Linked DNA regions of Mus musculus: region 1 is linked to region 2. A link is a loop called in an ENCODE intact Hi-C map of the cell type or tissue named here. Cell type or tissue: gastrocnemius. All regions are shown on one strand.

What was found. A loop is a pair of places that touch in the nucleus more often than their neighbours do. Peaks named below come from ENCODE experiments on the same cell type or tissue, not always from the same donor. Only the 100,000 strongest peaks of a DNase experiment are listed, where the experiment ranks them.
Region 1: a loop joins it to region 2, with 7 times the contacts of the local background. A loop is called at or near these places in 14 of 42 quality-filtered maps.

Annotation. Positions count from the first base shown.
Region 1 is chr5:87,205,956-87,208,455 of GRCm38, reverse strand. It overlaps the pseudogene Gm19418. Among named protein-coding and RNA genes, the nearest start is that of Ugt2b37, 48 kb to the left of the region's middle. In gastrocnemius, no CTCF peak of the experiment used is centred here; no DNase peak of the experiment used is centred here.
Region 2 is chr5:87,110,598-87,113,097 of GRCm38, reverse strand. No RefSeq gene overlaps it. Among named protein-coding and RNA genes, the nearest start is that of Ugt2b36, 19 kb to the right of the region's middle. In gastrocnemius, no CTCF peak of the experiment used is centred here; a DNase peak (open chromatin) is centred at 1,375.

The sequences.
Region 1 (2,500 bases), 95 kb before region 2:
TCTTGATGTCTTCTACCATCATCATAAGATATGCCTTTAAATCTGGGTCTAGGTTTTCAGGTGTGTTAGGGTTCCCTGGACTGGCTGAGGTGGGAGAACTGGGTTCTGATGATGGTGAGTAGTCTTCATTGTTGTTAGTAAGATTCTTAAGTCTGCCTTTCACCATCTGGTAAACTATGGAGTCAGTTGTTATAGTTGTCTCTGGTTAGAACTTGTTCCTCTCATGATTCTGTTGTTCTCTACCAGCAGACTGGGGAAACTAGCTCTCTCCTGAGTTTCAGTGGTCAGAGCACTCTCTACAGGCAGGCTCTCCTCTTTCAGGGAAGGTACACAGATATCTGGCATTCAGACTTGCCTCCTGGCAGAAGATGAGGGCCCGAAACAGGACCTGTCCTAGAAGCTGTTAGCTTCTATAGTCCACACTTTCACCTGTGCAGACTAGTCTAGGTTGAGTCTGGGATCCAAAATGTCTCCCGCAGATGCTCCTATATTTAGTTTCTTAAATATAACCTGATCAATATTTATAATGTCATATTTGCTTTCCTTCAACACAAATTATCTAAATTTAACAGTTTTGTTGTTTTGTTTTGTTTTTTGTTTGTTTGTTTGTTTGTTTTTTTGGTGTTTTTGTTTGTTTGTTTTTTGTTTTTTGAGATTTGATGTTGAAACCCCAGCAACCATAGGACCCAATACCAGAGTCTATAAATGGCTTCCCCAGAATGAACTTTTTGGTAAGACTCTGATAAACAAATGCTTAATCAAGAATGACTCTCTCTGATTCCTATACTTAACTTTCCTCACTTCAAAATCCCTTATATTATACTTAATGAGTAGATAATATATGACAACAATATAACTCGTTGTTTCTTATCTACTATGGACTTAATGTGTTCTACTGGAAATGAGTGCTTCAAAATTCAAGTCTCAAGTCACAAATGTGAAAAAAAATACACTTCTCTCTAAATTCTGTTTCTTCTTGTGCTGAGACAAACATGCTTTAGTGAAGTTATGAGTTTAAGAATTTTTATGTAGAAACATCTCTTTTCATTTCCTCATAGAATACATTTCTCCTTATATTTCTACAGCTTGTAATTAATGTTAACCTGAATTCATCTTATACTTGGCCATCCAAAACCCAAAGCCTTTCTAATTCATGGTGGAGCCAATAGCCTGTATGAAGCAATCTATTATGGAATCCCTATGATTGGCATTCTTTTGTTTGGAGAACAACATGATAACATTGCCCACATTGTGGCCAGAGGAGCGGCTAATTCACTGAATATCAGAACAATGTCAAGAACATATTTGCTCAGTGCACTAGAGGGAGTGATAGACAATCCTTTGTGTGTTTACTCTTTTAAAATGTGTATTATTTATTCATTCATTCATTCATTCATTCATTCATTTATTCATTCTGTTTTTATGGAAAGCCAAATGAACAAAAATTATCCTGAAGGTAATACTGATGATAGGAACAGATATAAATTAAGGCATCATTCAGGACATATATAATTCTCTCCTTTGCTTCTTGTTTTTTAACTCTTTGCTATGCCTTATGTTTCTTTGTTATGTAAACCAGGATGGTCTTAAATGTTCAACCCTTCTGCTTTATCCTCCACACTGCATTGTCAAGACTCATATACTACCAGATCTGATTAAATTTTTGTTTTAATTCTTTCAGTAAAGTAACATCAAAATCATTTACTCTTATCCTTGGTAGACAAGGCATCTTTGTGAGATTCCTAGCTGTGAGAACAAGTTGCAGGGACTCTGACTCTTGTGCCAGCTCTTAGGACTCTTTTCCTCCTGTTGGCTTGCTGGATCCAGCCTTGCATTGATAGTTTAGTTTCAACTTATCTTATTTTCTTTTGTCATGTATGATTGTTGTCTCTTAGAGACTTGTTAATTTCTAATGAGAGGCAGTGAGGGAGTAGAACTGGAGGTGAAGTCAAGAGGAGGAAGTAGCAGGATTAGACGTAAACAAAAGGATTATTATTATCAGGATACATTGTGTAAAAGAATAATCCATTTTAAATTTAAAGAATGAACACTCAAGAACACTTGATACTATAAGTTCATATCATTTACTGGGTAGGAAAGATGCAACACCAAGTTGTTGTTCTTTAAGTAGGTTTATTCAGGAACACTTCGCATTGCAATGCAGGAAAGGGAATCCCCTGAACAACCCCAGGGCACGCCTTAAATACACTACTGACTCCTCCCAATCACCCAAGTCATGTAATGGCAGTCCATTGGTTCACAGAAAATGATGACACCTCAGGCGAGCTGAAGAGGCATGGTGTCTGCTCAGTGCAGGTGGCTGGATGTGGCTAAGTCTGAGGTAATGAGGAAATCAGGTGCAGGTCATAAAACCTGGCACCTGTCCAGGCGCCATTTTGGGGCAGAAGCTGCACCTGCTCCTCACATACTACCACATATATATGATTCCTTTTGAAAAATTATGTGTTTAAAATTTTATTATATTTGTATAGGTACATAT
Region 2 (2,500 bases):
ACTCCTGACTTCCTTGCTGATAAACAGCAATGTGGAAAATGTAAGCCGAATAAACCCTTTTCTCCCAAACTTGCTTCTTGGTCATGATCTTTGTGCAGGAATAGAAACCCCGACTAAGACACTCCCCTTACTCCCTTTATTCTCCTCTCTCCTCTCCCCTCTTCACTCACTCTCTCCCTCTTACTGTCTAGCCTTTCTTCTCTTGCTTTCTTTCCCCTTTCTCTCTTTTTGGCCATTGCCAGGGACTCCGGTGGAGTCAGCTTAACAGATGAAAGTCTGAAAGCTTTCTCATGAGAAAAAAGTTTCAAGGAAACTTACTCCCGGATCTTTGGCTATTTCCCTAACCCATAAAATTAATTTTCCAAATCCACTTTAGTCTAGTGTATGGATCCACGTGCACTCTATATAGCTTTACCTTATAGTAAATGCCTTTTAAGGTTGTATTCTAACATAGCTAAAGCCTTTTCCCAGTATTCTTAGACTCCAGATAGCAGCAAGGAGCTTTACCCATTCAGTAAACAATTAAGCACTTGCCATTTTACTCAGCTGTTTACAGATAGAGACTAAAATTCTCACTGAGATAGAAATTCTTATTACAGACTACATTCCATGCCAAGAGCAAATTAGTATACTATACTGAAAAGAGACAGTCTTCAGATATTGATAATAATTAATGAGGACTAGAGAATTTTGGGGTCAGTGACACTACATTATTCTTGAGGCGTGTCAAGAGTTAACTACCCTGAGGCTATTAACTCTAAGTGTAAAACTCTTGCCTGGCAGAAAGTGCTAATCTCTAATGTAAACATTTATCTGGTCCCTACAAATTCCCTTTGTAGTCACTCCCCTTGCATCTGTGCTAATTTCTAGTGTTATACATTTATCTGGTTCCTTTTGAAGTCACTCCTTTTGCACCTGGAAAAATTCAATGTGCCTTGTTCTGCAATTTATTCTGTATTATAAAAGTCTGATGCTCAACTGTAACATTACATTCAGATCCAACACCACTCGTGTGTCTGGCTGTTTGTCTCATCCTAATCTCTGCCCATCTACTCTAGAGACTCTTTTCTACACAGGCACAGGGGACCAGAGGGCCTGTGGCAGGCCATGACTGCTCTCTCTCTCTCTCTCTCTCTCTATCTATCTATCTATCTATCTATCTATCTATCTATCTCCACCTTTTCTCTTTCTCCCTGCCTTTCTATATATAATACAGTTCTAAAACTGTTTCTGTTCATCAAGACCCACTGCACTTACTCTCACCTCATAGAAATCTCTCTCCCTCAGCCCTCACCTGTAACCCTGGCTCTACAGGGTGGAAGCCCAGGGCTCCTGGTTTTGGGGGCTTTCCCTTGTCCACCCCCCACTGAGTGGGGTCAGTGGCTTAGATGCCCACCTGAGGCTGAGTGGAAAGTGTCTGACAGCCCCCCCTCCATTCACCCGGAGCATAGGAGGAACTCTGGCTGGACATGGGCTATCCTCCCTTCCCCCTCCTTCTCCTGTCCCCTTTTAGTTTCCACGCCAAGTTAAGCTGGGCACTGGACAGCCTGATCTGCAGTCTTTTCTCTGTTTTTGTCTCTGCAATTCTTTTAGACAGAAACAATTCTGGGTCAGAAATTTTAAGTGTATGTTGGTAATCCTGGCCCTCCACTTGGGGTTCTGTCTATCTATATATGATTCTTTATTCTAAGATATTTTTCTGTACATATAGCATTTATTAGGAGTACTTCAATTCTAATTTCTTCAAATGACTTGACAGCATTCTGTAGTAATTTAAAATTACCTTATTATTTCCTATTATGAAATCTTTAGAAGGAAATACATCACTTTTTCATTTTTAGCAGTCTTTTGGGAGAAAGGTTCCTGCTTCTTTGGAGCCATTTGTTGTCTTGTTCTTTCATAAAATTTGTATTACTGTGTTATGATTTGTCCATAAGGCAGGTCAATGGTTTTATTTTATATGTAGGAAAATTTGATGGCTAATTTCAACTATAACTTTAATTGATTAAGAAATACAAGGAATCCCAATTGGGTCTCTGCAGGTTGCAGCCAGCAGAGGTGAATTACACACAATCCCCTGGACTCCATTGTCTAGCTCTGGACTCACTCTTCAGTCCAAGAGGTGTTTGTAGAACCCCAAGAGTATCCTGCTTCCATATGGAAGCCTTCAGAGTCCCAAGCCAAATCATATTGGAACCTTGCCCCACCTATCTATCTTTGTCAGGTCTTTCTGCGATACAGAAAATATTCCTGACATATAATAATCAAAATATTAAACATGCAGAGCAACTAAAGAATATTAAGAGCTCTGAGGGAAAAAGGCCAACTGACATTTGATCACAGACCTACAAGAATTAAACCTGACTTCACAACAGAGACTCTAAAAGCTAGAAGGCCCTGCACACATATCATATGTGTCCTAAGAGATCACAGATATCAGTTGAGACTACTGTACCAAGCAAAACTTTTAATTACCATAGATAGAGAAACCAAGATATTC